Regions from separate parts of the Homo sapiens genome. Here region 1 is linked to region 2. The links are chromatin loops, found by intact Hi-C in ENCODE. Cell type or tissue: PC-3. All regions are shown on one strand. Links, peaks and the distances in the headings refer to the core of each region. The heading gives the core; the rest is flanking DNA.

Evidence for each region. A loop is a pair of places that touch in the nucleus more often than their neighbours do. Peaks named below come from ENCODE experiments on the same cell type or tissue, not always from the same donor. Only the 100,000 strongest peaks of a DNase experiment are listed, where the experiment ranks them.
Region 1: a loop joins it to region 2, with 9 times the contacts of the local background. A loop is called at or near these places in 1 of 110 quality-filtered maps.

What each region holds. Positions count from the first base shown.
Region 1 is chr11:38,545,075-38,549,486 of GRCh38, reverse strand. No RefSeq gene overlaps it. Among named protein-coding and RNA genes, the nearest start is that of LINC02759, 99 kb to the left of the region's middle. In PC-3, for the core only: no CTCF peak of the experiment used is centred there; no DNase peak of the experiment used is centred there; H3K27ac peaks cover 761 bases.
Region 2 is chr11:38,458,578-38,462,989 of GRCh38, reverse strand. No RefSeq gene overlaps it. Among named protein-coding and RNA genes, the nearest start is that of LINC02759, 190 kb to the left of the region's middle. In PC-3, for the core only: no CTCF peak of the experiment used is centred there; DNase peaks (open chromatin) are centred at 1,879 and 2,369; H3K4me3 peaks cover 525 bases; H3K27ac peaks cover 1,011 bases.

The sequences.
Region 1 (4,412 bases), core at 143-4,142, 87 kb before region 2:
GTCTTAGTAGGAAGTGGGGCCTGAGGAGTAATTCCTTTATTCTGATGAGCAGAGGGGCAACTGCAGGAAAGAAATCATAAAGAAGAGGGTAAAATTTTAAAATATGACTGTAGGAAAATGGATGAGACATGATTATCTTAAATAATTGCTGAAAGAGATATTCTGAAAAAACAGCTACTTGATGGTCTTTATTAAGAATTTTAAATATTACTTGCTGAGTGGTGACTGTGTTAATTGTACTGTAACATGGGGAATGCAAATAACTAAAAGTTATTGTACCAGTCCTGGGGAGAACCATAGGATTCAATTAGAGAAAAATGCTGTTAATATGTCTAGTGTGTGGAAAAAGATAACTCTCTTGATCAGATTTTCAGAGCTAATTACATATAATTGAAATATTTCTAGTAAAGACAATAAATTAAATTTATAGCAGAATATATTTTGAAGCCTTTTTCTGAAGTTTGCAAATTAACATATTTGCTAAATCTTGTATTTTGATTTAGAGTAAGGAACTAATCTTCAATTCAACAAATATGTTTCAGTTTGAATTTTAATGGATTTATTTCTTAAAATCAGCAACAACTGTAAAAGGATGATTAAGTCCAGAATATAGATTTTTCTTCCCTTCCCCACCTGCTCACATGATTCTCCTCTATGTGGCTCCACTCTCCGTTCACTTTAATCAGTATCTGTTTATTTTTCCATATGGGACCGACACGTTGACAAGTTGTTTCCTTACTGTCTGTCTTTTACTTTATTTTTAAGACAACTCTGGTAGAGTGATGGTGGTGAGGTGTATGGTTTTTATTGAGTGACATTTTCATTGTACTTCCTGTATAGGAGGTTTATATCACCTTTGTGCCTGTTTATTTTAAAAGAGAATATTTTTGAAACATGAGCCTGAGTTATTTTTAGCAGAAGCTAGCAATCTTTTCCTTCTCACCTGACTCAAATTAATTATGAGAATTACCAAAATGAGAAATCTTTCACACTATGATAGCTGGGATGCTGAGACAGGTCTCTTTATTAGGAAAATATTATTCTAAGAATTTTAATTTAAAGATAAATGTGTGAGGACTATGTAAGTATCAAGAAACACAATTGTGTAATATTTTTAATATTACTTGTTTTTTGGCGAGGAGAAGGACAGAGTCTCGCTCTTGGTGTCCAGGCTGGAGTGCAATGGCCCGATCTCGGCTCACTGCAACCTCGGCCTCCCGGGTTCAAGCGGTTTTCCTGCCTCAGCCTCCCGAGTAGCTGGGATTACAGGCGCCAGCCACCACGCCTGGCTAATTTTTGTATTTTTAGTAGAGACGGGGTTTCACCACGTTAATCATGCTGGCCTTGAACTCCTGACCTCAGATGATCCGTCTACCTTGGCCTCCCAAAGTGCTGGGATTACAGGCATGAGTCACCGCGCCCGGCCTTTAATATTACTTTTTAAACAGCTGTGCCTATTTCCTTTCCAAGGTAATTGTGGGCTTATGTTTTAAGTATAATTTACCTTGGATTCTATTCAGTACAGTGCAGATAAAGTCCTTCCTTATTACTCTTTTAGCTACACCAACCGTAAGATATTGATTTTAGCCATGTTGTTTTCTGCATGGTTGAATTTCTTACATTATATTTAAAGAGAAAAAGAAAAAAGAAGAGAAATATCTTTAAATCAGATTGATTCATAATCAAGTGCTTCCTACTTCTTAGTAGGAAACATATTAAAATAAACACCTTGAAAAATTTTGTATGCCACCTTGACACAATGGACTGTCACACTGAGGTAGTACATAGACACTGAGATTTATTGCCATGAATTTTAAAAGAATGTAAGGATGACTAAAGTCGAGTTACTGTAAATTTCAAACTCCATAAAAAGGTTTCCAGAAAGTAATGATTCACAAATGACTAATTGCTTCACAGTTGTTTTGTTTTTATAAATAAAAATGGAAAAATGTAGTAATTAGTATAGAATGTAATTTCAAAATAATTATGGATACCAATTGTATTTGACAATTTGACTTATTTTCTTGTGACATTCAGATGAATAATTTTGACTGCCATTAATATGGAAAGATCAGCTTTTTGAAAAAATTTATGAGAGACAAGTTATTTGAAATATTAGTAGCTTATTGGCAGTCTTTCTTTTTTAAAGCCATAAAGTTGAGACATTTATAGGCATCTGAGCCCAAAAGTAATTTTGGAAACTTAGAATCATAAAAATGGCAATATCAGATGTCCTTAAATAAGGACAACTATTGTTTGTGAATTTTAGGTTTATGGAATTTTTAACATTTCAGTGGAGTAAAATAGAGTTGATATGTTTTTATTGCCTTGACATTTAGTTTCAATCAATAGAAGACTATGGGGTTATTATCTAGCTGAGGGTTAGTTAAGTCATTTAAATCTGATTTCAGACAGTATTTTGGGGGTAAGATATAAAATGCCAGCAACTAGATAGAATTCAAAAATAAAGTTATTCTGACTTCACTGGACTATATACAAATTTATGATTTGTGTTTTGGCATTTTGAGTTAATTTCTCTTACATTTTATTTTGAAGTAAATCAAACTAATAAGGATCTCTTCAGAATTTCAGTGATTATCAGTAAGATATAATTTTTGCCATCTTGTAAAAGTCAAAGCAGGTGAAAAGAGGACCATGAAATTTATAAAATTGTGGGAAGACATAACTTAAGAATTTGGGACAAACTCTTGCTCGGTGCAATATCATGAAATCTCATGCCCCTTTTTAATAGTAGTCAAAAGGCAAACATGGTATCCAGTTTGGTAAATCATTTTCCTTAGTGTGTTTAAAATGATGGATGATTTCAGCTTAAATGGAGTTTTTTGATTCTCTGATTTTAATTGAAGTGTGACTATGAGTCAGATTTTATAACTACTACCACAGCTGTCTCTCTAATTTTGAAATTACATCTTTACTTTAAAGGCTTGGAGTAAATACATTAAAAAGCATTTCCCAAGATATTTTATTTTATATAGTTAGTGTGATATGGTTTATTTTGTATAAATAAGATTGGATTTAACTTCATAGTTTTGCAAACATCAGTGTTATTTGTATAGAAATATACTTCACAGACTAGTAGAAAGGTATTAATGGTTTTTGTGGAATTGTTCAGTGGTACAAACACTACATATTGAGTTTTCCTGAGCCCAAAAAGTATGAGTGGCTATGTATTTGTACGTAAACACCATAAATACGTGGATAAAGCACAATATTCTTACTGGGAAATTTTATCAGGTGTTCATTAGTCAGTTAATAGAAATGATGGAGACAAGTTGTCCCAAATTAATGTTCTTTTTAGCTTTGTGCTTTCATGGCTAAATATTTAACTCGAGGCAGTTTAAGAGTGGATAATTCCCTATCTAACAAAATTAGCCTATGGATAGCATTTTTACTGTGTTTTGAAATCTGCAGAGTTACATACTTTATTCATTTTTTCCAACTTTTATTTCAGCTTCAGAGAGTACATGTGCAGTTTTGTTACATAGATAAATTCTGTGTCTCTGAGGTTTGGTGTACAAATGACCCCATCACTCAGGTAGTAAGCATAGTACCCAATAGGTAGTTCTTTTAATTCACAGTTAACAACCGCCTACCTCAAGTGATCCTCAGGATCCAGTGTTCCCAGCTTTGTGTTCATGAGTACTCAATGTTTAGCTTCCACTTACAAACGAGAACATGTGGTGTTTGGCTTTATGTTTCCACATTAATTAGCTTAGAATAATGGCCTCCAGCTGCATCCATGTTGATGCAAAGAATATGATTTTTTTCTTTTTTATGGCTGTATGGTATTATATAGTGTATATATACCACGTTTTCTTTATCCAGTCCACCACTGATGAATATCTAGGTTGATTTTTATGTCTTTGCCATTGGGAATAGTGCTGCGATTAACATAGGAGTGCATGTTACTTTTTAGTAGAATAATTTATTTTCCTTTGGGTATATATCCAGTAGTTGGATTGCTGGGTGGAATGATAGTTCTGTTTTAAGTTCTTTGAGAAACCTCCACACTGTTTTCCACAGAGGGTGAATTAATTTACATTCCCACCAGTTGTATGTAAGTGTTCCTTTAACTCTGCAACTTTGCCAACATCTGTTATTTTTTACTTTTTAACAATAGCCATTGTGACCGGTGTGAGATGGTATCTCATTGTGGTTTTGATTTGCATTTCTCTGTTGATTAGTGATGTGGAGTATTTTTTTCATATCTTTGTTGGACACATATATATCTTCTTTTGAGAAGTGTCTGTTCATGTTCTTTGCCCATTTGTTAACAGGGTTGTTTGTTTTTTGTTTGTTTGTTATTTTATTTAAAGAATAACATATTAATAAAAAAATAATTTTAGGTATGTTTTGAACTCTAGGACAATGTTCAATGTCCTTTACACTGA
Region 2 (4,412 bases), core at 307-4,306:
ACAATGGAAGAAAGCTGTAGAAGAATTAATTAATGTGGACAAGAGATGGCCACATTAATACTCTCAAGGTGGTGTTGAATTTTGTCTAATTCACCATTAACAGAATAATTGCTTTCCAGTGAAATTTGTGTATTCTCTACAGATTGTCATGAGCCTTTCCAAATAGAGATTAAGTTAGAACTGACCTGATGCTGTATTATTGCCAATAATAAAGAATAGTAAGGGTCTTTCTTGCCTATCAAATGTACAAAATAATTTAGAAATTAAATATTTTCTATACAGTATAACTCAGAAACAGACTCAAGTTTATATAAATCTGAATTATAATCTATTGCTGATAAGGAATATAATGTAATTGACAAAAAAGCCAACTCTTATATCTATTAGTCAATACATTCTTCCATTGAGAAGTACCATAAGAAGTAAAAATATAATCGAACAATTGTTTCTCAGTTGTGGATTCAGAACTGGGGTGCAATTTTAATATGAAAAGTGTTGCTATTAGTGATATGGACAGGAGACAGGGAAATACTGGGTCCAAGAGAGTGGTTCCCCGGCAAAGGCCCCATCCTCAAGCCCGAAGACCTGAGGCCCTAAATGAGGACAGGTATTTCTGCTTTCATGCCCCAAAAGTTGCCTTTTGGCCTGCCACCCCCTCATCCTGCCCCCATATAAACCCGAGACCATAGCAGTCACACACACATGTGGCTGAACGTAGGGACCAGCAGAGCAGCTACTGCAGAGCAACATGGCAGAGAAATAGAGAAGAGGAGGGATGTCTGGAGGCTAAGGGGAGTTCAGCCAGGGACGGTAGAAGAGTCCAGCTGATGGGTGGCCAGACTCCAGGCGAAGACCACCTTCCCACTCCATCTCCCCTGCTTCTGGCTCCCCATCCATCTCACTGAGAGCCACCTCGACCCCTCAATAAAAACTTGCACTCATTCTTGGAGCCCAAATGTGATGCAATTTTTTCCAGTACACTGGGCAAGGACTCCGGCTGTCACACTGGCCTCTTGCCCTTGCAATAAGACAGAGGGTCCATTGAGCTGATTAACACATAAGCTGTCTAGAGACAGCAAATATGAAAGAACTTGGAAACGCACACCCATCTGGGCTTCAGGAGATGCAGACACTCACCCCTAGTTGCTGCTGTGGGGTCAAAGCCCAAAAGCGCTCATGCCAGCCTCTGTACCTGCCCGTCTGCCTGATCCCCCTAGGGGTTTGAACTTCAGGGCAACCAAGCATGCAACACCCTTGTTGCACATCCTGCGAGGGGAATCAGGGAACTCTCCTGTTTCATAAGGAAAGTTTAATATTAGGTAATAATAGAATAACAATATTTTTACATACAAGAATGCATGTCATCTATGTTAGTGACTTAGCAGGGATTTTTGGTCCAGTTACTTGAAAATATGTCATGGTCATGTGGTCTCTGGATGGATTGCTGTAGTATGACATTATATTTAAAACTAGCTGGTTACCTTTCCAGACACTTTTGTTGGAGAAAACAGTAATAAATTGCTGTGAAGAGTGCTAAAATACTGCATTTGACCTAAAAAATAGTTGTTTCTCCAAATTAAAGAAGGGAGATTATTTACAAAGCTAGATAAAATAAGTTTGAAATGAATCCCAACGTTTAATGATACTAGCTATTACAAAATAACTCCAACTATTAGTAAGCTTAGTTCAGTTACATTACCTCTTATATCACCTTTGAATTGTTCTTGAAGCATTGCTTATTTTCTGGACAGCATTGCCAATACAGTTTAGCTAACTGTGAGGCCTGCCTGTCAACTACTTCCCTTCTGTATTTCTAATGGTTTGGAGAGTAATTACTCCCCAGAGGCTGTAGCATGCCCCGTGCAATATGAGCTGAGCAGTCTGACCAGAAATTCTTATAGGCCTAAGCCTGGGCTCCTGCCAACTCAAACAGTAGGAGGATTCTTGGCTTCTAAAGTAATTTTGGTACACAAAGCCAAGAAAGAGTTTCTGGATGGTTTTAGTTGATTTTAGATTTTAAAAGCCGTGGGTTCCTTGAACAGACCAGGCTACTTTATGAGAAAAAAACTGAAAAGTACTGACTAAAATTGGTCTTTTCTTCATTATCCTAGGTAATCTAGGCTATTGGAGATGGGGAACGTTGAGTCGCACCACTCCTGTTGCTTTAAAATAGGCCGTTTTACCTAACAAGATAGGACTCTATTTTTTCTTTTTCTTTTTCTTTTTTTTTTTTTGGGGGGATACAGTGTCTAGCTCTGTTGCCCAGGCTGGAGTGCAGTGGCATGATCTTGGCTGACTGCAACCTCCACCTCCCAGGTTCAAGCAATTCCCATGTCTCAGCCTGAGTAGCTGGGGATTCATGCAACTTAATATGACAAGTTAGCTAGGAATTTTTCCTCCCAGCCATCAACATTTAACCTTTGTTGCACATAAATGCATGAAATAAATTAGCCACAACTTTTGAAAACATTGCAATAAAATGCATAACTGCAGAGGACGAAACCAGATGAAATGGAAAAATATTTATCTGAAAATAAGTAAATGTGTTTGACCATTTGGTTGGTATATGATGTGCTTTTTCTCTAAAATCATGGACAAGTCAATATTCACTTTAATATTAAATTTAAATATTAAAATACATGAATTTCTATCAAAGATATAAGTAGGTTTATTAAATTATTATCATTTTATTTTAGTATTGCCTTGCTTAAAGTTAGCAACTTAAGATATTATTTAAAGATAATATTGTATACCCTTCATTGAGGAAAAGGAAATTCTATGAGAAAATAAGACAATAAATACCCTAATTATTTTATCTTTTTAATATTATTAATGAAGTCTTATGCAAAGTAAAAGTGAACATACTCATTAATATCTTTTCCAATGAATCCAATACCTCATAGAATTAAGTAATCTATAATTTAAAAATATCACAAAATATTAGTAGAAAAGTAATTTTTGATTTCATAAAGTTTTGGCACATTGTTGGGAATTAACTAGCATGACTTTTTATAGGTTACATGTTAACAAAATCGGGATTACTGCAAATGAATCATACTTTTTAAAAAAATCCTGGGGTAAATTATATTCTAATGTATATGATTAAGAAAGATTAATTTTAAAAACATTTTATTGAAATTTTATTTTATGTGTTACTGTTTTATGCCCAGAGATGACAGTAGTAGCCGTAGATAAAAGTTTCCTGCTCTTATATACCCTTTTATTTACAAGAAAGCTTATGTGTATTTCAAACTTATTTACTCTATCATGTGAAAGTCTTCTGGTCTCACACTATTTCTGTATACTGCATTAAGTGATTAAGGACATTGTGCAGAGGAGCATGCTGCTGGCAGATGGAGGGGAAACCACTTCTATCATTAGTCTCCCAGAACATTAGACTATTTTGAAAGATAGTCTACTCAAAGGAAGAATACTTAAACAATTGTTCAGTGACTCTTTGATTAGTACTATTTTTCTATTTGAAGGCTACAATGACTAAAACATTATAAATGTTGCCTTGTAGAAATAGATGGAACTGTTAAGCAATATTGTATACTGCATTCAACTATACTGTGTTCAGTTATCTATCTCTCCTTCAAGTAATCTTTTTGACTTGGATTACATTGACTCTGTTTTCAGAGATAATCTTTATTAGTCTGGGCCATTTATAGTACTCCATCTGTTTCGCCAATGATAGTATGGAAGTCTTGGCTTTAAGCAATCAACATATGGCATTTCCTGGTGATTATTACTGGTCTACAAATTGGCACATAGTCTATGTTAGCTCAGTGAGATTAAAGAAAAGCATTTGTATTCTCTGCTTAAATGAATAGTTGTCTCTCCTCCACTAAAAGTGAAGAGGGAACAGTCATGAGTTGATATGGTTTTGCTGTGTCCCCACTGAAATCTCATCTCGAATTGTAGTTCCCATAATCCCCATGTGTCATGGGAGGGACCAGGTGCGAGGTAATTGAATCATGGGGTTGGTTACTCCATGATGTTCTTGTGATAGTGAGTGAGTTATCATGAGATCTGATAGTTTTATAAGGGGCTTTTCCACCTTTGCCCAGCACTTCTCCTTCCTGCAGCCATGTGAAGAAGAATGTGATTATTTTCCCTTCTGCCATGATTGTAAGTGTCCTGAGGCTTCCTGAGCCATGCTGAACTGAGTCAATTAAACCTCTTTCCTTTATAAATTACCCAGTCTTGGGTATGTCTTTATTAGCAGCATGAGAACCAACTAAAACATGAGTGAAGCCAGCCTAAAGGAAGAACCAAGATAATCACAGTCTATACTCCCTATTGTTTAATGTCATATTAAATGTGAAAAAAGTTACTTTATTCAATTTACACTACTTTAAATTGGGTTCTCTATAACTTGAAGCTAAATGTATCTTCAACTGATACAGCCA